2 separate regions of the Homo sapiens genome follow, and region 2 is linked to region 1. The links are chromatin loops, found by intact Hi-C in ENCODE. Cell type or tissue: OCI-LY7. All regions are shown on one strand. Each heading gives the region's core, and the rest is flanking DNA. Links, peaks and the distances in the headings are about the cores only.

Region 1 (11,992 bases), core at 2,199-10,198:
AGAACAGTGTGATGATTCCTCAAAGACCTAAAAACAGAACTACCATTTGACCCAGCAATCCCATTTCTGGGTATATACCTAAAGGAATATAAATCGTTCTATCATAAAGACACGTGCATACATAGGTTCATTGCAAACTATTCACAACAGCAAAGACATAGAATCAACCTACATGCTTAGACTGGATAAAGAAAATGTGGTACATGTACACCATGGAATACTATGCAGCCTTTCCAGGAACATGGATGGAGTTGGAAGCCATTGTCCTTAGCAAACTAACACAGGAACAGAAACCCAAAATACTACATTTTCTCACTAATAAGTGGGAGCTAAATGATGAGAACACATGAACACATAAAGAGGAACAACAGATACTGGGGCCTACTGGAGGGAGGGGGTGGGAAGAAGGAGAGGAGCTGCAAAAATAACTAATGGGTACTAGGCTTAATACCTGGGTGACAAAATAATCTGTACAACATACACCCATGACACAAGTTTACCTAATAACAAACCTACACATGTAACCCTGAACTTAACAGTTTTAAAAGGCTGGTTTTAGACACACTATATAAGAGAATAAAGTATATTAACCATGCAGGAATGGCAGCTGTAGGTGGCAGAGCAGAGAGGAAGAGATAGCCTAACTGAAGATGTACATTTTGGAGAAACCATAAGTGAATACGTGATACTCTTTGCGTTTATTGACCAAGTCCTTGATTACAAACAATATTCGGTAGGGAATGAACTCAAGCTATGTGAGCAGATTTACTTACGTACTCTCCCACCCTTACTACTGAACACTTCATCCTGAATTGATAGAAAGAGATCCTTCCTCTTCCAACTAGAAAAGTGGACTTAACCTTAGATATGTTTGCTAGTCAAATAGTTTCTTCTTCCCCACTATGGCCAGCCCTCTGCCTGTAGATACTGCCAACCTTAGCCAAACCTCTCTTCTAAACTGCTTACACGGCTGTCTTTTAAATCAGAGCCCATCTCTTAAACAATGCGGAACATAAATATTTATCCTGACCCATTATGTACACATCATAGCACAGAAATGTAGCTCATCTGATCTTTTACATGCTACACACTGATGTTTCTTCCATTTCTAGGATCTTAACAATGACAGTAATTGATGGTGTGTGAAGAAAAAAGGGAAGATCAGGAGACTTTAACCTGTGGTATTCCCATGTTTAGAAGCAAAATGGGGAACAAAAAGGAAGCGAATAACAATCAGAAAAATAGGAGGATAACAATAGTGTAATATCATGGATGCCAAAGGAGAGTTTCAAAAAGAAGAAGGCAACCAATAGTGTCAAATGTTTCAGACAATTGTAAAAATTCAAAAATAAAAATATTTAAAACTTTCAAAATAAAATATCAAAATATCAAAATAAAATATCAAAAACTTTCTTGATGCCAGGCATTGGTCCAAGAGATCTTTTTTTGGCAAATCTTAATAAAATATCTTATTTAATCTAATACGTCCAAAATACTACCATGTCAACATGTACCTAATATAAAAATTATAGTGTTTTTTTTCCATACTCAGTCTTTAAAAACTGGTGCTTGTTTTAAACTTTCAGCATACTCAATTTGGACTAGCCACATTTCAAATGCTTAATAGTTACATGTGGGTGGTGGCTACTCTTTTGGACAGAGCAGCACAGAGAGCTGTGGGAGAATTAAAGGAGGTGGTTCATCTCTTTTAGGAGATGCAGAAGATAAAGTACTCAGCACAGGGCTGGTAGGTGGAAAACACAGAAGTGTTAGCCTCATCCTTCCCTTACCCTCTCCCGATAATGGTTCATAGTTCTCTGGACCGAATGTGAGCAATTCACTCTGCCTTGTAAAACCCTGAATTCCTCACCTCCTTCTTACTTCTCCATAAAGTACAATGAGGGCACTCTCACCACCACCCTGCAGTGACAGTACCAACCTCTATGGCCTGAGCTGCTGCAATAGCTCCCCTACATAGTGCCTTGTCATCTGCTTCTACTCCCACCAACCCATTCTCCACTGAGTGGATGGAATGCTTTTTTGGGGAGGTGATATTTTTATTGTGGCAAAATATACATAAGATAGAATGTACCATTTTAGCCATTTTCCAGCATACAATTCAGTGGCATTAGGTACATTCACGTTGTTGTGCAACCATCGCCACCATCCATTTCCAGAACTTTTTCATTATTCCAGACTGAAACTCTGTACCCATTAAACAGTAACTCCCTACCTCCTCCTCTCCCAGAGCCTTTGGTAACCTCTATTCTACTTTCTGTCTCTGAATTTTCCTATTCTAGGTACTTCACATACATGGAATCATACAATATTTTTCCATTTTTGTCTGGCTTATTATTTCTCTAGCATAATGTTTCCAAGGTTCTTCCATGTTGTAGGAAGTTTCGGAATTTCATTTCTTTTTATGGCTGAATAGCATTCCATTGTATGTATATTCCACTTTTGTTTATCCATTCATCTGTTGATGCATATTTGCATTGTTTCTAGTTTTTTTGGCTATTTGAATAGTGATGTCATGAACACTGGTGTACCAATATCCAAGAAATTTTTAATGCATTATCTCACTAAATCCTAACAACAACTCTGCAAAATAGATATTATTATTATCTTCATTTTACAGATAGGAAGAAACAGATTAACAGAGAGGTGAAGTCACATAGCTGGTGAGGAGTGAAATCGGGATCCAAATGCAGGAATATTATCATTTTATGTGTGTCATGATGTGAAAAAGGTTGGGAAGCGCTGCTCTACACCAGTGTGCTACAGCTGCCTTGTCAAGATGGTGGAGGTCTGAGAAAGATTAGTTGGATACTTGGGGCATCAGAAGTGACCAATGATAAAGCAAGATCAGCAGCAAGATGGAGATAGTGAAGTAGAGAATAAAGAAATGGTAGCAGTAAAAGGAAAGCAATAGCTAGAAAGTACAGTGGAGTTAAGTGACTGAATTGCTTCAAGGTGAAGACTGGAGAGTTTACAAAAGATTAAAGATTTATAACCAATTTAAAAAGCAGATTTCAAAACCATCAACAAAAGGAACACAACATAAAAATAAGATGCCTAGAAGGATTACGTAGGGTCAGGCAGTAGTAATTAATGGGCTTACTTTGGTATAATCCAAAGAGGAAAGATGCTATACTTTCCATGATAACACTAAGCTTTTTGTGAAACAGCAGTAGAAATTTACTATAAATATGGATAAAAGGATTGGGAAATCATGCTTAACCAGCGGCAGAGCTCCACTTGCTAGGAAGAAAGCATTATTCTAAATGACATTTTATGCTACCTTGCTTGTTTCACTGTCTTTGAATCCTTTTTCAAGTATTTGTAGAAGATGCTTTTTCTTCACTGAAACTTCAGGATCAAAAACATAAAAAAGGCATTCCAGCATCCTTCGGTAGCTCCTTAAGAATAATTGAAACAGAAAAAGTTTGAGGATTGATTTCACAAAAGCTTAGCCATAGATAAGATAACCATATGTCCTGCCAGGGATATTTGTCATTGACATGCAATGTTCTAGTGTCATTATTAATAGCTCCCCTGCCTTCAACCTCAAAAACAGGCTCAATGTGGATAAATTATGAGGTCATCCTGGCCATGGGAGATGCATAAAAAGGAAACATTTACTAACAAGGTATATGTATATTTTTAATGCTGTAAACTTTTAAAATAGAAATTTTACAAATACAGTCACACTTTTGTAAAGTTGTTCCATAAAGAATTCAGCTTCTTACTCTGAATCATGCATATCTTCATTCTCCAAAAACTTTTGAAATTTCTCTTCGAATTTTAGTCTCAGAATACGGTTGTTAACTTTAATGATGCGTTTTACTTTTACTCCTGTAATACCGTATGTTCTGAAGTCCCAGGCACAAAAACGTGACAGAATTAATTCATAGCAGAAATTAAACCTATGTGGGAATACATACAGAATATACATGAAGAAAATAATAGATTTTCCTTAAAATGTTTAAGAACAGAAAACTACGTGATAAAAGTTATAGCTCATATTTTGTGTCTTTTGCTAAAGATACAGTAATCATATAGTGGCTCCGTTTATTTATTCATTTATTGCACATTTGTTCTGCCTGGAAGACAGGTTGGTTGAGCAATCTTCACTTTCTGAAACACTTTCTTAGCTTCAGGGAAACTTCATACGCCTTCCTCTTATTGGCTGCTCTTTCATAGTTTTCTTGCTGGGTCTTCTCAGACAGACTTTTAGATGTTGAACTGCCCAGGGATCAGCCTTTGGCCTTCCTCTTGCTTCCACGAACACTCTCCCTAGATGATTTCACGTGGTTCCTTGGCTTTATATACATCCTGATAAATTACAACATTTTATTTCTAGTCTTGATCTCTACTCAACTTAGCTGGTTATACCCAGACTTGAATATCCAACTACCTACTTGGTATGTCCATCTGCATGTTAAACAGGTGACTCCAACCTAACATAACTAACACTGCACCCCAAACCTGCTCCTCTGAGTATTTTCCATCTCAGTATATGGCACCACCATTTAACTGATAGCTTAAGTCAAAACCGTAGGAATAATCCTCTCCTTTCTTCCTCACCAGTATCTTTTTTTTTTTTTTTTTTTTTTTTTTTTTTTTTTTTTTGAGGCGGAGTCTCGCTCTGTCGCCCAGGCTAGAGTGCAGGGGCGCCATCTCCACTCACTGCAATCTCCGCCTCCCGGGTTCACGCCATTCTCCTGCCTCAGCTTCCCGAGTAGCTGGGACTACAGGCGCCCGCCATCACGCCCGGCTAATTTTTTGTGTTTTTAATACAGACGGGGTTTCACCGTGTTAGCCAGGATGGTCTCAATCTCCTGACCTCGTGATCCGCCCACCTCGGCCTCCCAGTGCTGGGATTACAGGCGTGAGCCACCGCGCCCGGCCCCAGTATCTAATTCTTTAGCAAGTCCGCCTGGCTCTACATCTAAAATCCATCCTGAATGTGATCGTGTTTCATCATCACCACTGTTACCATCCTAATCCAAATCACCACGATCTCTCATTGGACTACTGAAATAACTTCCTGACAATGAATACGGATGTGAAAGAGGCATTGTCTGCTCTAATGAAGCCTAAACAAGTAAAGCCAGAAATAAAATTTCTAAACTGAAAAAGGCTCTGAAGAGAAGCTTGGGGTAAGGAATGCAAAGGGGACCTACTTAAGATAGGGCCTTGGGGACGACCTTTCAGAGACGTTAAGATATTTGATCTGAAAATTGGAGGAGGAGGAGCAGGGGCCAGCTGTGTGAAAATAACACTGAAGTGCTTGTTTGCTCTCTGCTGCCCTCACCTGGCCATACGCATAAAATTCCGGTCCTGTCTAGCACAGAACCTAGATTAAGATGAGATTGAAAAACGGATCATTTTGAGAAGGAAGTAAATGGTCTTATAAGGAATACATTTGCCTTTAATGAAAGATCTAGGTCCTCACCTACATAATCAACCAGGGTCTGAAATGGGTGTGAGCTAAGGTCACAGAGGTGAGCTTCCTGATGGGTAGTCTCTCCTTGAGCCTAATAGCTGAGCTCCTAACTTAGGGCATCTATATTTCTCACAAGCAAATACTTAATCAATGCAGCCAGGATCTTATAAATTACTTCTCCCTTAGAGTTGAAAGGAGAGCTGCCTAAACCAAACTAATCCCAGAGGAGCTCGCAGTCTGGTAGAGGAGACAGATATGAATAGTGTTGCAATCAAGCATGATGCCTGCTAACCAGTTTAGAGTACCTACAAAACAGCCACATTAGCATCTGAGGTGGGGAAGCTACTGCCCCTCCTATAGAGGGATCATTTGCTGGGCCTAAATCTGTCAAATTTCCCCTAAGTAACATGTCCTGGAAGCTTTCTGCACTCTGATAGAAACTAGGGCTGTAGGCGTTTTAGATAAAGTTTTTGCTATATAGGGGATATTGGGCTTGAGGCGTCTCATGAATGGGTGGAAGGAATGAATAAACAATACCTAGCTCCTAGGCTGGTTCCCCAGGAAGGCAGGAGCTATGAAGTGTGATTTTTTCATGGAGATTTTATGTTGCCCAGGAATTCAGCAGCTGAGCAATGATGAAGTAAGTGTGAGGTATGCAAAAGCATTCTGGGTGAAGGAAACAGAACAAACAAAACCACTTATGTGGTGGAGTACTGCGTTTGCTTCAAGAGCAGTGCGGTACACAGTTCAGCTGACTTTAAAAGAGTTGAACAGAAGTTATGATAGTCTAAAACTATACAGTGGAGAACACTGATCCTTTACTGTAGGTGAAGAGTCTGCCAATAAAACAAAACAAAAGCCTTTGCAGCCATTTGTTACCTTCCAAATTACATTCAGACTCTTCACCTACAGTAGAGGATTCAATATTCTCCACTGTATGGTCTCTAAACTAATCATAACTCCTGTTCAAATCCTTTAGAGTCAGCTGAACTGTGTACCTTACCCTCATTCATTCAGTGGTACTTGAAGGTATAAACATTCACAATGATATATATCAATGACTAATATATTCAGTTACACAGAAAGATGCCTACACATTTTGTTAATATACAATAATGTGCTCATTTAGCAAATGTAGGCTACACACGTTTTTAAATGTTTGAAGCTTAATGTAATCTATTAAAATATACTTTATAATCCTATATAAAGGTTTAATAAATACTTTTACAGGCTTACTGACTTAAATCAACAGTTTCAAAGCCCTGTAAAACAGAAAGTTTCTGCTTATGTAGCTCCTTGAGATAGTATAGCATGAAATCTTTATAAAGAGGCAGATTAATTACTGAAAGTCATTATATACACCAAAGCAAAACTGTTGTGTATCTATAAAGTGATATGGAAGCTTCAACTAGTAAATATGTACTGGGCTATTAATCCAGTCCCATGCTAGATGTTATGTCTTATAAGACACAAAACATCATATCTTCCCCAAAGGAACTTACAGAGTCACTTATATATTGTTTTGTCGTATTTTAAAGGTGTTTTTTTTTTTTTAGTTGTAAATACACTGTATCTATGACCAGGCTGACAGCTTCTCAGGCACAAGGACAGCATCTTTTATGCTTTGAAGTCCCTACTTGATAAATGTTGTATGATGTCAATGGGTAACTCAATTGGCAACACATCGGTAAATAATACAAATCTATAATAATAAAGGTATAGTAGCAACAATCCACTCAACTAGCATGTCTCTATAAAATAAGATTTTTGTAAACTGGAAAATATAATAATTTTATTTCATAAAAGAAATGAAGCTAAGAGATAATGACATACAATTAGAAACATGCAGTGTTTTGTTGTTGTTAAAGACATAAAGATAATTTTAACAGAAAATCTTTCAGTCCTAGTTCTACTGAAATACTTTTTATTTAAATACTGAATCCTTAGCCTTAAAAATATTAATAGGAGAAGTCAGTGTTTAAATAAAACAACTAGAAATGTAGCATAGCAATTTAAAGCACTTAGTAGTTATTTCTTAACATACATAAAAGATCAGAGGAAAAGTAGCCAAGCTTGCAGTATGCTAAAACTAAAAAACAGTACTTTAAATTCTGCTAACATATATTTGATATATTCCTTAAAACAAATCAAAGTTACTCTTATTAAAACCAAGTAAACAGGTTAATGCTAATCAAAATCCATCAAAGCTATCTAATTTACTATCAGGCTGACATAGTTATCTAAATGGCTTTTTGGTCATTTTGCTTTTACATTTTTTTTTTTTTCACTAATCCACTTGTTGCAAAGAGTTTCCTCTGCAATAATTTAAAAAGAAACAAATAATTTTTAAAAATCCTGTTTGGAGCTGGGCACAGTGGCTCATGCCTGTGATCTCAGCACTTTGGGAGGCCGAGGTGGGAAGATCACTTGAGGCCAGGAGTTTGAGACCAGCCTGGCCAACATGGCAAAACCCCGTCTCCACTAAAAATACAAAAATTAGTGGGTGTGGTGGCATGCACCTATAATCTTAGCTACTCGGGAGTCTGAGGCAGGAGAATCGCTTGAACCTGGGAGGCAGAGGTTGCAGCGAGCTGAGATCGGGCCACTGCACTCCAGTCTCGGGGACACAGCGAGACTCTATCTCAAAAAAAAAAAATCCTGTTTAGGTTGAGTGAATATAAATGTGCACCCAGTAGAGACACACCATTCAGTTTTTGCACTTGAAAAATCAAGGCCTTTACTTGTTTACATGGGAGCTGGATGAACACCTTTTATATCTTTGTATATAAAAATCAAAAAATGTGGTTAAGCAAACAGTAGTAACTGCTGGGCAAATGGATGTACTAATACAAAGGAAAGTATTTTCAAAGGCCTCTTTTTCCCTTGCGAAGAGCTTCTTACACTTTTCCATCAGAGTTCTCCCAAGACCTTTGAGAAGCTTTTACTCACAGAGGTGAGAAAAAAGCCATGTCTAATAGAAATCAGGGGACTTGGTTTAAAGTAACCCATAACAATAACAGTTTTTTTTTCTAAAAAGTTAGTGTAAGTTTTACATTCTACACTATAAAAATTAGTATTTATTTTGACATTGACTTCAAGTAAAATCATGCTCCAGGGTTATGTGCCAAGTCCATTCTATAGTTTGACATGTCTCCTGGTGTATTTCCATGTACCCAGTTCCTATTGTGTGGCTCTAGAGCAATCTTTCTCTGTTTCACAGGCTCTTCAGTTCTGAAAAAATGACTCAGAAATGTGAAAGTGATACTTAACAATATTTTTCTTCAAGACTTTTTTTAAGGGTAATTTGAAATTGTGCCCCTCTAATTGAAGCAACACAACCACTTCCTAGTATCTACTAGTAGGCCTTGGTTCTAAAGCCTGGCTGTCTGCTTTCTGCTTGATTCTGGTGTCTCTCCATTTTTGTTGATACAAGCTTTTGACCTGAATTCCTGGTATAAGCATATACTTTATGCTAACATGTAGTGTTCGTGTGCACCCTGACTGTAGCTATCTCTAAACAGTGGGTTCCACTCTGACCACAGACCTACAGAAGATTTGCTAGACAGTCTCCTCCCATGTTGGCAACCTGCTGTTGCCAATCCTGCTTTGGCATTCCTGCTCTCTTCCAGTTTCTCAACCAATATTCAGAATCATGCACTATATCCAGTCAGGAAACAAACAGTATAAACATATTTTAAAAATTAAAACTTGATTATAAATTTTTTTTTCTAAATTATATTCTGCTCTTGGGCTAAGAAAAATTGGGTAAAGAGCAATGATAAACCATTAGGATGTCTTCAAGGTTGGCTCACGGTAATGGCATAAACAGAAATGTATAGGCGGAAAGTAGGTAATTTTCAGTTTTCAATAGATGCCTGCCAATTTTCAATAGATGAATATTCTGCATGAGAAATGTTTCAAAAATGGGACATTTTAAGATTTTATAAGTTGATATTCTGGTTGATGATCCTAAGTACTTAAGTTATTTTTAAAGCTATACTAAATTTCTAACAGATTTACCAGTCATCAGATCGAGTGCCTTCTTCAAAATGGAAATTTCCCACAGTCTCTAACTCAATTAACAAAAGTGGGATCAATAAGCCATGACTTTTCTTCTTTTGTTTTACTTCAATATGATAAATTGCTTCAATTCTATTGGAGAGAAAAATACATACAGCTATTAGAATGATCTAAAAATCGCAACATTAAAACTTATGATAGATTTTTTTTAACTGATGTTAAAACACAAGGCTTCCTTTCAATGGATAAAGAAAGCTTGGTGTTAACAGTTAAACCATGTCAAAGACATTCTATTTTTGGCAATTAAAATCACCTTTAATTTTGCTGCTCTCAGAATATGTGAAGGCTAGAAGACTATCCTTGCTCTACCACTTACAGCTTTCAGATCTCAGACATGTCACTTGGACTTTTTATGCCTCAGTTTTCTCAGTAAAATGGCAATATTCGTAGTCCTTATTCCTAAAATGGTTGTTTTGAGAGTTACATACAAAATACATGTACAGATCTTAGCACAGAGTCTGGCACAAAGTAAAAACCCAATATATGTTACTATTATTGTTAGCATTATCACAGGGCACACTAATTTATCCACTTAGTGCCTTAGTAAATAAAAAAATTCACAGTCCTTGCTAAGCCTTCTTGCTTTACATTTCTAATTGATAACTGAGCCTGAACTTGTTTCTACTGTGTTTGGGCTTTGCCAGGTCTCATCTATTTGGTGAGTTTATCCACCAGCAGAGGCTCTATTGTTTTTAGTTTGCAGACACTAGAGCAGTGATAGGACAGGAATCCACTGGGGGGAAGCTTACTGTTCCTAATTAAGAACTGCCTCTGCAAAAAACTGTAAGCCAGCTTTTATCCCATGATGCTTATATGTACTAGGAACTAGTACTAAGAATATATTTCATGCTTTACTTCATACTGTAATTGTTCATACTCCTGAAGAAGGGAACTAGGGTCAACTGATGGCCCAAAACATTCTGATTCTCTCCATTTCAGATCAGAACAACTAGATAATTAATTAAACATACTCATCTAGTTTTTTGTTCCAGAATGTTACCCTTTCATTCAAGGCATTTAGTTTGGCCAATATCTTCTGTTGAAGACTTGGTTCTTCAGTGACAGTTTCACAACTCTTCAGTGTTTCAGGATCAGTTACTTTACTGTTATTGGATCCATCACTGTGCCCTTTGCCCGAGCCCTTGAGTTCAGCCAGTTCTCGTTCCAACTGTGGAAAACAATGTGTCAGAGAGCAAAATAAAAATAAAACATGGTCTAGGCAAAGTCGGAATTCAGATGTTAAGTTTTAATGGGATCTATTAAACAAATGTCTAATTTAAATGAACAAAGTGGAAATCTAGGTAATAAACAGGCCAGATGTCATAAAAACATGCCAAACATGTGATTTCAAGTTGGGTGCAAATTCAGTCAGCCAGTTTCTCTTGACCAAGTGCCGACCTTAACCACTTCAAATAGGGCAGTCTCCCAATTGAAAATAAGCAAAGCAACAGATTTTCAAATCTTTTTAATAAGTTCGCCTCTATTAAAGCCAAAGTAAAATTAAAATAAATACTGATTTTAGTACAAATATTTAAAATTCAAATAATGTAATTTTTAACACACATACTTTTCAATTTTTCAGTATTTTTCACCACTTTGGTGTTCTGGAAAAAAATAACTATTAAAATTACACGAAAGCATATATATAGGGGTGCACATTTTTCCTTTTGTTTTAGTCTCTTACATGACTCAGCACAGCACTGGTCTTAAGATTTTGTTATTTTGGGGTTTTTAAATTTATCATAATGAACTTTTTGCATTAATTTGGATATTTTAAAAATGTTGCATGGAATATTATTTATCTTGATTACTTAAGGTTTTTGGGTACTCCCTTAAATTCTGGGCCCACAGCAAGAACCTCTTTTGTCTAACTCTAATCTCAGCCTTATGTAATTTAAAGATAAATTGTACTGAGGAGGGGCCAAGATGGCTGAATAGAAACATCTCTGGTCTTAAGCTTCCAGTGAGACCAATGCAGAAGGTGGGTGATTACTGCATTTCCAACTGAGGTACCCTGTTCATCTCAGTGAGACTGGTTAGACAGTGGGTCCAACCCACAGAGGGTGAGCAGAAGCAGGGTGGGGTGTCACATCACCCAGGAAGTGCAAGGAGCAGGGACCTCCCTCCCCCAGCCAAGGTAAGCTGTGAGGGACTGTGCTACCCAGCCGGGTTACTATGCTTTTCCCACCGTTTTTGCAATCTGCAGATCAGGAGATTCCCTCGTGTGCCTATACCACCAGGGCTCTGTGTTTCAAGCACAAAACTGGGTGGCTGTTTGGGCAGACACTGAGCTAGCTGCAGGAGTATTTTTTCGTACCGCAGGGTAACCTGGAACCCCAGCGAGAGAGAACCTTTCACTCCCCTGCAAAGCGGACTGAAGCCAGGGAGCCAAGTGGTCTTGCTCAGCGGGTCCCACTCCCACAGAGCCCAGCAAGCTAAGAACCACTAGCTTGAAATTCTCGC
Region 2 (11,992 bases), core at 1,228-9,227, 600 kb before region 1:
ATCCTGTCAACCCAGGCAACATCTACTTCACTTTTAACATTCAACTCAAGCATTACTGCCACTATGAAGTAAGTCTTTAACTCTCCCTATTTTTGTGCAGAGTTGAGTACTGTCCCCTGCTTTTTTTTAGGGACAGGGTCTCACTTTGTCACCCAGGCTGGAGAGCAGCAGTGCAATCATAGCTCACTGTAGCCTCAAACGCCTGGGCTGAAGTGATTCTCCTGCCTCAGCATCCTGAGTAGCTAGGACTACAGGTACCACTATGCCCAGCTAATTTTATTTTTATTTTTATTTTTTATAGAGACAGGGTCTCACTATGTTTCCAAGGCTGGTCTTGAACTCCTGGCCTCAAGTGATTTCCCCCCAACCTCAGCCTCCCAAAGTCCTGGGATTACACGGATGAGTCATTCACCCCCCGCCAGGCATTCCCTTCTTTGGGTTCTCATGGACTCTTATTTTCTTTAGTCACAACATGTAGTTATGATTCTGGGCTATAAACTCCTTGAGAGCAGGATACATATTCAAATCCCGGAGTTTAGTATAGTGGTTGATACACTGGGGAAACCTATACATGTTTATCAAAGAAGAGAATAGGCTGGGCGGGGTGGCTCACGCCTGTAATCCCAACACTTTGGGAGGCCAAGGCGAGTGGATCACCTGAGATCAGGAGTTCGAGACCAGCCCGGCCAACATGATGAAACCCCATCTCTACTAAGAATACAAAAATTAGCTGGGCGTGGTGGCACACATCTGTAATCTCCACTACTCCAGAGGCTAAGGCAGGAGAATCACTTGAACCCAGGAGGTGGAGGTCGCAGTGAGCCAAGATTGAGCCATTGTACTTCAGCCTGGGTGACCAGAACAAAACTCTGTCTCAAAAAAAAAAAAAAAAAAAAAGAGAAAGAATAAACAAATTCCTATAAATGTGTAATAGAGATACCTACATAGATACTCAAATAATCATTTATCTACCTGTCTTTTCCCTCTGTGATTTTTCAGAAAATCAAAGTGATTCTCAAAGTGTGGTCTCCCGGTACCAGCATCATCAAGATCACCTGGGGATTTATTAGAAATGCATATTTTAGGCCCTACCCTTTACATCCTGAATCAGGAATTCTGGAGGTTGGCCCAGCAAACTGGTTCAGTAAGCCTTCCGGGTAATTTTGATGCATGCTAGAGTTTGCGAGCCACTGCCCTAGATGAGTTTTTCTCAGACTGTGACTATGGACCCCGTGTATTAGAATCACCTGGGCTGATTGTTTAATTAGCCAGACCCTATTTCAGAGTCTCTGAGTGCATGAAATAGCTGTGGTTTCAGAGCTGGCTGCACATTGGAAGTCCCCGGGGAAGTACTTAAAAACAATAGCCAGTACTCTGGCTTTATTCCCAGAGATTCTGATTCTTTGGGTTTGGTGTAGAAATTGGCACTTTTTTTTTTTTTTTTGAGACAGAGTCTTGCTGTCTCGCCCAGGTTGGATTGCAGTGGCACGATCATGGCTCACTGCAGCTTCAACCTTCTGGGCTCAAGCAGTCTTCCCACCTCAGCCTCCTGAGTAGCTGGGACTACAGGTGTATGCCACCACACCCAGCTAATTTTTTCTATTTTTTTTAGAGATGGGGGTTGGGGGCAGTCTTACTTTGTTGCCTAGACTGGTCTCGAACTCCTGGCTAAAGCGATTCTCCCACCTTGGCCTCTTAAACTGTTGGGATTACAGGCATGAGCCACCATACCCAGCCAAGTTTTTTTTTTTTTAAGCTCCCTAGGTGATACAAATGTACAATGTACAGCCAGGGTGGAGACCCACTGCACTGTGAACATGGGGTCTGGGGTCTAAGGCTTGTCTTCTAGTCCTGTTGCCACCATTTCCTAGCAGTGACTTTGGGCAAGTTAACTCTCAGTTTCTTGTTTGTAATGAGGATTAAATGAGGTAATATATGTAATGAGCTTAACACAGGCCTAGCCTACAGCAATCTCTTAGTAGACATTAATAGAACCCTTATGGTTCCTTATGTACACACATTTAGGAACCATGGAGTTAGAGAATATCCTTATTCCCTGAAACCCATTGAGTGCTGAAGGAATTTCTTTGCTCTTCAGCGGGTTTAATCAGGAACCATGTAAATGCCTCAACTTTCAGTTGTGCTGTTTCATCTGGACAATCAGTCCCATTTAATTCTGATGGTGGTGACGAAGTGCAGCTGTACCTTCAGAGACACAAGAGATTGGAAGTGCTTTGTAAGTGTGTATCATGCCCCCTGGCTCATACATGTTTAATAAGCGTATCTTTTCTTCCCGATTAGATTCCAAGGCTTGTGGGCAGGGATTGTGGCATTCTGTTTTCATATCACAGTGCCTAGCAGAGTGCCAGCTACATGAAAGACCCTCAACTTGACTGAAACGCAGGCTCTCCACCTGCCAGTTTCAGTCGTGCCTGGTGTGATCCTAATAAGGTATTCTGAATTCCCTGTATCCTGCCCTCCTCATCTGAGAAAGGAGGGGGTTAGTTATTTCACTGTAATTCTTGGGGCTGCTCTGACAATTAACAAACACAAATGTCCACGTAGCACCTTAGCATTTCTAGTGTGCCCTCAATTTGCAAATATTAAAAGAAAATAGACACAAAGTTTCCCCACAGTTGTTGTTGGAACTCTGAGTATTTATTTTAGGTTGGCATTGCTGGTATTACCAGGTATCTTAGTACTGCCTTTTTTCACTGTGATATCTCATTGTGAATGTATAAAAAGTCTCAGTGTGAACTGTATAAACGCCCATTACAAAAAAATTAAGTTTTCAGACACAACTGTTTTCTAAGACTTAATATTTCCTTTTTATTTTCTTCCTCTTGAAACTCTAAAATGACACCTATTTTCTAAGATTTAATTGGCACCTTTAAAAAGGAAAATCATAATTATGTTAGAAGCACAGAGGGCCACCATAAAAATCTCATATACTTTATGGACTAAAGAGTGTGTTAAACAGATGAAAACTGTGATTTTCATCCATGATGAAATATATTCACTTTTCCCCCAGGACTTTGGTGTAGCTGTTTCAGTATTCAGGGCTTTATAATGATGGCACCTACATGATTTTTATTATTGAATCCCAATAGGAATGATTGTTACCTTTGAAAATTTTTTGGTCAGAAATCACTACATCAGAGAGCGTTTTCTCTGAACTGTTGTTAAAGCAGAACTTTGAGAGTCAGAAGTAGGTTGGAGTTATTCTCAGACTGACCTCTCTTTACTATTATGTTCTGTGCCTTGTTCTATCCCTACTTAAATCACATTGTTCTTAAATTTTTATATATACTTATTACAGTGCTTCAGGCAGCTGGTTTTTATTTTCGTTAGGATTAGTCACACTGTTCTCTGGCCTTGGAATTTGTAAGTTTTGGATGGAGAGACTGCTCTTGGATGCTGAGGCCTGTGTAATTTTATTAAAGTTTTCTTGGCTTGCTGAATTCACTGCTGTGGTTCTTGACAGATGAAGGGTGTGCGTGAATTGGCTGTAATTTTTTTGTTGTATCAGGCAAAACTCCACATTGGGTGGCTTTTAATAATTCAGTTTTACTTACTTTCTGAATGTTAGAGCATTACATAGGACTCCTAGAAAGAAGCTGAGTAGTTATAAGTGCTCTTAGATTGTTTTATTATCATAAGATTGCCCAAATTATTTCTAAAGCTGTACTAATATATGACATGTATTTAGGTGTATGAGAATTTGTAGGATAATTCTGGCAAGTTTGAGTATTAGGGCTTTGTTACCTATTTTCAGAAATGCTCGCTTTCATAATTCATCCTTCAGGCAAGTCAATTAGAAATCACTTAATTTTTCATTGAAATTTCCAGACACATCAATGCACTTTTGTGTCTCAAAGTTGGTTTCATTTCTTGTATTTGATCAAATTCTAAAGGTAAATTTTACAATGTAATCTGCAGAGCTATTTGGAGGAAGATGTTTGGTATTGATGTTAGATCTAATTTGTTTTCCCACCTAAAAATTCTACTGAATCCTTTTCATATATCAGGTATTTGTTAAATCTCTACCATGTGCCAACTCTGTGCCAAGGGCTGGGATACTCTGGGAATAAAAAGATAGAAGAAAGTCTCTTCTTTCTGTGAGTTCAGGGTCAGTGGGGTGTCAAGTGAGTAAACAAATAGTTACAACGTGCTAAAGACTATACTGGACATAGTGCTTACAGATAATTCCCAAGATTTCACCTTCTGGCCAGAGGCAGGAACAGTCTTTTTGGGCTTTCTCTGCCTGCAGCCTCTTCTGAAAATCTGGTAAAGACTGTGATTCAGAATGCAGAGACTGTAGGCTTCTAGTGGTTCTCGAGGAAACAAAAGAAAACGCTTTTGCACACGAGGTGGTGCTGGTGCTCTGCAGCAAGAACTAACCGCCACTTGGAGGCAGTGGAGATGGTCATCTTTTGCTTGTGCTGAAAAGCTGAGTTCTTGGGCTTTACCCTCCTTGGCCTTAGAGGGCTTTTAATTCCCAGTTACATCTACTTTTGGAATGAAAAGATCTACTTCATCTCTGAATCACTATTCATTTTCATCTTACAAGGGAGTGCTTTTGCTTTTGCTGAAAGTTATCAAGGCTTTCCTGGGAGTGTTCTTGAGAAATATGGTATTTACTACCTAAATGCCCTGAGTTTTTGTTTTGTTTGGTTGGCCCGACAAACTTTTGGCATAGCCTTAGCTGTTGAAGGGCTGTATTTGGAAGGGTGCAATGGAGGCAGAAGAGGGATGTCCCAAAGCGCTAAATTGCATTAGAGGTTGCTGGCTTTTTTTTTTTTTTAAACAATTGCTGCAGTATTTCTGGTAAGAAAAGTTATTAGGTGTTTATGGATGTTTCAAAAGACCAAGGGAAAAAAATGCAGATTCCATGGTAAAATATCCACCTGGGGACCCTTAACACTCATAACAGAACTTAAGTTGGGAATGCTAAGGAGTGTGATCAGCGTAAAGTGGCAGTTGTTTCTCACATGGGGTATTAGCTGGATGCAGTCCAAGAAGAAAGGGGTTGCCAGAAACATCCCCAGGGGAGGATGGGTTGGGTTGGCCAGGTAAATCAGGAATATAGGGTTTCTTCCTATTGAGCAACACCCACCTTCTCCCTAAACAGAGAAAGCTCAGCCTAGTTAGTGGAGGGCTCTTTTCTTATCTGCTTCCTTGGAAGTATTGTGGGAAGCAGGTTTATAAGAGGAGGTAAAAAATCAGAGTTCTACATGGGGCACATAGAGGAAGTATTTCAGGCTAATCATTTTGGGTTGCTGTTTTAGAATAATATGATTTTTTCCCCCTTTGGAGATAAAGTTGCTTTAAATTGTTTTTTGCAGGGCAGGTGAGGGAGTGGCTTTAGCTTGGTCCACTCTTATCTGATCCACTTTGGAATCCACAGACCATATTTGCTGTTCAGAATCTAGCATTTGATCGTGGTTTCATTTAGCACTGAAGTTTTGGGATATTCTTTGAGGAGAGGTTTTGAACATATGTTTTTCCCCAAAATACTGTTTTGAATAGTTGTGTGAATAATTGGACTCAATGTTCATATATTTCTAATCTCTTCAGGGCCAAACTCTTAAAAACAGAGTGTACTGCCACGTAACATCTCATGATACTGCTTGTTCCTAAATTGGTTATACATATGCATTCTATATTATATAAAGTACCTGTAATATATGCATATGAGACAGTTATATAATACATTGTGCATGTGTGATGTATTCAGTATTGATATAGATATATAATGCATACTCTGTACATTAATGTATGCAGCTGCCATTTATTGTATATTGTGGGACAGCAAGCAATAAAAAGACTACTATATACTCAGTAAGACTTAGGGTTATATATATCAGTGATTACATATTCTAAAGTTTAAATCAAATTAAACTTTAATTTGGCAGCCACTCACGGTAAAACTCTTCCCTACTCACTATTTGGCATATCCATAAGTTCAAGACAAAATTATGAAAAATTAAATAAAATCAGCCAATTCCCAACTTATAAAAGGGTTATGTTCCAAAAGTTTCTTTTAAATATTTGTTCTATAGGAACACATTCCCATAAAAATGATCATATATGATGGTTAGTTTCTCTGACTAGTCAACAAAAGTTCAATTAAACCATAATGACTTTCACAATAACTGTAGCCTGATTTCTGGGGCCTGTAGAAAGGAGCCATGCAGTAATAGAGATGAGAAGGAAGTAGGGTCTTTTGTTTTTATGAAGCAGAACAAAACCCAGGCAAAATATTTTAAAACAAGAACAATTTATATTTGGCCAGTGCCAGCTTCCTTTTCTGCACCCTTCTCCCAAGGAACCAGGACTCCCATGCTATCTTTAATGCTTCCCACCTTGTGGTTTCCCACTCAAGTCTAACATATTCCTAATGTGCTCCATGCTCTAGAATTACCCACCCCACTCACTATATTAGTGACTTAGGAAGTATGGTCCTTCCATTAACTTGCATTGGAATCACCGGTGGTGCTTGTTCAATACAGATTTCTGGATCCTACTGTAGACTTACTGAATCAAAATATCTGAGGGTGAGGTGGGGCCTGCAAATCTATCTGGATTTGTAACAAACTCCTTGAGTCACTTATGAACATTTAGATTGTGTGCCTCTGAAATGAAATCTCTCATTTCATCAGAAGAGGTAATGTTGTAAATTAGTGTTTCTCAAACTTTGGCATGCATCAGAATCCTCTGGTGGGCTTATTAAAACACAGATTGCTGGGCTCTCATCCCCTGAGTTTCTGGTTCATTTCAACCTAACGGATCTCAGACAGTGGAGCATTGCAAAATGCAAATGAGAAGTGAAGGGTTAGAAATGTTGGGTAGAGGCTGAAGCGTGTGTGTCTGTGTGTGTGTGTGTGTGTGTGTGTGTGTGTGTGTGTGTGTGTTGGGGTGATTGGGCATCTGAGATCTATCTAACTAGGAGTCTGACTTTTTTTTCCCTCCCAAGTCAAAGCCTGTTTTTCACAGCTTTTTTCTAATTCTCTCTAATCTTAAATCTTCCCCTATTAGTTCCAAGAGCAGTGATACTAAGAGGATAAACTGGGTGAGGAGAGGGCAGGCATTGTGCTCCATTTATTTAAATTTTCTGAAATTAGAATTTTACTTTGGACAGCAGGGGGCTCTCCTAACATTGTATAATGTGAAAGAGAGAAAAAAGTGATCCTTTAACCTGAAAAGACTAGAGTGACAAAATTTGCAATTAGGGAGTTCCTACATATTTGATTATCAGGTTTTCCCAGAAATTATAGTAATATTTAATATACTACAAATATTGGTAAATAGATAAGAACTATACATACTGGTAAACAGATATTATATCTTTTGGTAAATAGATAAGAACAATTTGTTAAACAAATGGAGGCTTAGAAGTTTGAATCTTTACTGTAGATGTTGGCTAATAAAATTTGTAGTGTGATAATTGCCAGATGCATGGGGCAGAGATGTGAGAATTAGTGAGTTTTTAAAAGAGACTATTCCAGACTCAAAGATTTTTGTTTGTTGTGTTTATTTATTTATTTTTGAGACAAGGTTTTACTCTGTCGCCCAGGCTGGAGTGCAGTGGTTGGATCGTGTGATCCTCCCACCTCAGCCTCCTGAGTAGCTAGGACTATAGGCATGCTTCACCACATCTAGCTAATTTTTGCATTTTTTGTAGAGACCGGGATCTTACTCTATTGCCCAGGGCGATTCACCCACCTTGGCCTCCCAGTGTTGGGAATATAGCCATGAGCAGCTGCGTCCAGATGTTTTATTTTCTAGACCAAGAAGCCTTCGTTCAGAGTTAATATTTCATAGGTAAGTTTTTTTTTATTGTAGATGAGGTTACGAAGTGAAATTCCCAATTGTCTCTATAAAATCGTTCTATAGTTCTGCCTTTTATTCATCTTGACAGAGTGAGGGAGCTTTCAAGGCAAATCAGGCTGTTTAAATAGACAATGATATTGCTCAGAGATTAGTTACTTGTGGGATCCTAGAGACACAGTGAATACCACATTGAGAAGATGACATATTTCCTCACCATTCCAAAGAAACTAGTTCCTAAAAAATAAAAGTTTGGTTTAGTAAAGAATGGAATCAAGGCCAGTTTCATGGGCCTGTGACTTGGACACTCAGACAGGGCCCTGTGCTTAGAGGAACCCCACGCTTGGTTTAATGCTTGCCTCTCGTCATCTTGAATTCTTAGTAATTTTGAAACAAGGGGACCCATATTTTCATTTTGCACTGGGCCCTGAAAATCATGCAGCTGGTCCTGAATGGAATAGATGATTGTCTTCGATACTCCTGTTGACTTTTCTTTAAAGAGGTCATTCTCAGCCTTAGATGCACTTTAGAATCACCTGGTGAGATTTTAAAATCCTTAATGTCCAGGCTGCCCCCAGACCGATTATGTCACAATCTTCATGGGTGGGTAGAGGGCATTGGTATTTTAAAAAATTCCTCATGTGATTCCAGTGTGCAGCCCAGGTTGAGAACCACTGTACATTTGGAGCCTAGCTTCTAGAACCTTCCTTCCATACTAATCTTTCCTGCTTGAATTATTCTTGCAGTTTAATGGGTTTGTAAGATTTTAGATTCTTCACACAGGCTTATGTGTTACAAGAATAAAAATGTATAGAATTTGAATTCTTTATATGATATGTTTTATTTTTATTACTATTAAAGATTGTGGCATTGCAAAGAATCTTAAATATGGATATAATCACCCTTGTAGTCCCTTTAAAGTAGCAAATTAATGTACCCTAGAAAGAAAAACCTCAGATATTTAGTGAAATTAAAACTGAACAGGGAAATAAATAGATTTTCTTCCCTTTTGCTAATGGCTGAATATTCACTAAGAAGCTTGCCCTGGCTGGGCCTGCTTCAGGTTTCATTAAATACCTCTTTTCTATCTGAAGGGTTTTTGGGGCACTAATTGTTTTTTCCTTTTGAGTCACCTGTGGGCTTTGGCAATAATCTAGAAGCGTCTGGTCTCAATCCTTCTGGATTACAGGAATTGAAGGCCCCAATTAGAGACCTGGGGTCCTGCAAGGGCAAATCCTTTTAACCTTAATTCACTGGGGGCCTCCTCTGAACAGAAGCTGTTTTTCTGCCTTCAACCTTACAAAACAGCACAAAAGGAATTGCTTTTTACTTAGTGTGTCTTCCTAAAGTTATGTATACGTACAGGTAATTTAGGGATTAATTCCAACCCTAGATATTTTATGAGGCAATAATTATATTAAATTATATTAAATCTTTCCACTTGTTTAGCTTTAAATTGGGCACTGAACAGAGAAATAGTAACTTCATTGCAAAGTCATTAGATGTTTAATGAAAATATTTGTAAGCTGGAACCCAAAGGTAGATGAAAAACAAAATCATCTTTTGGCTCTTGGAGCTTAGACATTCAGACTCACATGGAGGCAGCCTTTATTGCTGTGATTTATGACCAAGTTAGAATTGATGGTGAAAGCAAAGCTTAGAATAAAGTATTTTGGTATTAAACAATTTCTCTTTAGCAAACAGTTATTGGTAAGAGTGACCTACATAATTTATGTATATAATTTCAAATTTTGAAAAGTGAATTTGTTCTTTACATGTATTATTCTTTGAATTGAAATGTGTATTTTTTTTTTTTTTTTTTTTTGAGACAGGGTCTCATTCTGTCGTTCAGGCTAGAGTGCAGTAGCCTGAACATAGCTCACAGCAGCCTCAACTTTCTGGGCTCAAGCGATCCTCCCACCTCAGCCTCTCGAGTAGCTAGGACCACAGGTGTGTGCAACCAGACCTGGCTAAGTTTTGTAATTTTGTAGAGATGAGGTTTCTTCATATTGCCCAGGCAGGTCTGGAACTCCTGGGCTCAAGTGATCCACCCACCTTGACCTCCCAAAGTGCTGGGATTATGGGCATGAGCCACCATGCCAGGCTGAAATGTGCATAAGAATACCATTTAATGGCACTCACTGGAGACCAGATATTATGTTAGGTGTTTACATGTATTATCTCTAAATCTCAGAACAACCACGCAAACTAGTGATTATTGTTTCATTTTATTCTTTCTTCTTCAATTTTTTAGAAGAGTTTGAGAATTGCTTTAATCCTTTAATTGCTGGGTAGAATTCAGCAGTGAAGCCATCAGATTCTGGGCTTTTCTTTGATAGGATATTTTTATTACTGATTTAAAGCCCTTACTTGTTATTGGTCTGTTCAGATTTTCTATTTTTTCATGATTCAGTCTTGGTAGGTTGTGTGTCTAGGAACTTATCCATTTCTTCTAGATTATCCAATTTGTTGGTGTATAATTGTTCACAGTCATCTTTTATGATCCTTTGTATTTTCATGGTATCAGTTGTAATGTCTCCTATTTCATTTCTTCTGATTGAATTTATTTGAGTCTTCTCTTTTTTGAATTTTGTTTATCTTTTAAAAAAGCCACTCTTAGTTTTATTGTTTTTTTCCTACTATTTTTCTGGTGTCTATTCCATTTATTTCTGCTTTGCTCTTTAATATTTCCTTCTTTCTACTAACTTTGGGTTTAGTTTGTTCTTTTTCTAATTTAGTGAGGTGTAATACTATGTTATTTGAGATCTTTCTTCTTTTTTGATTTTGGTGTTTATTGCTATAAACTTCCCTCTTAGAACTTTTTTCTGCATCCCTTCGGTCCCATTTTAGACATGAGAAAACTGATCCTTTGAGAGGCTAAATGACTTTCCCCAAATTACACAGCCTGCAAGTACCAGAACTAGGACTCTTAACTTCCTCTTATCTTCAAACTCGGCCTCTTTCTATTATACTAGAAGTTGTAGGCATAATATTTCTTTAATGTGATAAAATACACATAACACAAAACTTACTATTTTAAGTATTAAGTGCACTTACATTATTGTGCAGCCGTTACCATTATTCATCTCAAGAATGTTTTCTTTGTCCCAAGTGGAAACTTTGTGTCTGTTAAACAATAACTCCACATTTCCCTTTCTCCCCAGTTTCTGGTACCTCTATCCTACTTTTTGTCTCCATGAATTTGACTCTTCTAGATGCCTCATATAAGTGAAATAATACAGTATTTGTCCTTTTGTGTCTGGCTTATTTCACTTACCATAATGTCTTCAAGGTTCATCCATGTTGTAGCACATATGAGAATTTCATCCCTTTCTAAGGCTGAATAGTATTCCATTGTATGTATATACCATACTTAAATTATTTTTTAAACTTTTGTGGGTACATAGTACATATATATATTTATGGGGTACATGAGATGTCTTGATACAGGCATGCAACGTGAAGTTATCACATCATGGAGAATGGGATGTCTATCCCCTCAGGCATTTATCCTTCGTGTTACAAATAATTCAATTACACTTTTTTAGTTATTTTATAATGTACAATTATTATTGTCTATAGTCACCTTATTGTGCTATAAAATATTAATATTAGGTCTTATTCATTTTATTTTTTTTTTGTACCTATTAACCATCCTCATTTTTGCCACCAGCCCCCCACTCCCCTTCCTAGTCTCTGGTAGCCATCCTTCTACTCTCTATGTCCATGAGTTCAATTGTTTTTATCTTTAGCTCCAACAAATAAGTGAGAACAGACAATGTTTGTCTTTCTGTGCCTGGCTTATTTCACTTAACATAATGACCTCCAGTTCCATCCATGTTGTTGCAAATGACACGATCTAATTCTTTTTTATGGCTGAATAGTATTCCACTGTGTATACATATCACATTTTCTTTAACCGTTCATCTGCTGATAGACACTTAGGTTGATTCCAATTCTTAGCTATTGTAAGCAGTGCTGCAACAAACATGGGAGTGCAGATATCTCTTTGATATACTGATTTCCTTTCTTTTGGGTATATACCCAGCAGTGGGATTGCTGGACCATATGATAGCTGTATTTTTAGTTTTTTGAGGAACCTCCAAACTGTTTTTCATAGTGGTTGTACTAATTTACATTCCCCCCAACAGTGTACAGGGGT

The links. Hi-C counts contacts between places; a loop is a spot of excess contacts. Peaks named below come from ENCODE experiments on the same cell type or tissue, not always from the same donor. Only the 100,000 strongest peaks of a DNase experiment are listed, where the experiment ranks them.
Region 2: a loop joins it to region 1, with 5 times the contacts of the local background. A loop is called at or near these places in 14 of 110 quality-filtered maps.

What each region holds. Positions count from the first base shown.
Region 1 is chr14:59,958,523-59,970,514 of GRCh38, reverse strand. It overlaps LRRC9 (leucine rich repeat containing 9), which reads right to left. Exons shown (of 33, transcript NM_001395648.1): 9 at 10,501-10,697; 10 at 9,470-9,601; 11 at 3,750-3,926; 12 at 3,302-3,419. It overlaps PCNX4-DT (PCNX4 divergent transcript), which reads left to right. Exons shown (of 5, transcript XR_943918.4): 5 at 1,113-1,422. Among named protein-coding and RNA genes, the nearest start is that of LRRC9, 44 kb to the right of the region's middle. RefSeq lists an enhancer at 5,169-5,228. In OCI-LY7, for the core only: CTCF peaks have their summits at 5,096 and 5,322 (motif pointing left); DNase peaks (open chromatin) are centred at 5,044 and 5,304; H3K4me3 peaks cover 1,430 bases; H3K27ac peaks cover 1,130 bases.
Region 2 is chr14:60,554,724-60,566,715 of GRCh38, reverse strand. No RefSeq gene overlaps it. Among named protein-coding and RNA genes, the nearest start is that of SIX6, 52 kb to the right of the region's middle. In OCI-LY7, for the core only: CTCF peaks have their summits at 4,174, 4,374 (motif pointing right), 6,927 and 7,137 (motif pointing right); DNase peaks (open chromatin) are centred at 1,305, 4,375, 6,815 and 7,125; H3K4me3 peaks cover 897 bases; H3K27ac peaks cover 1,432 bases.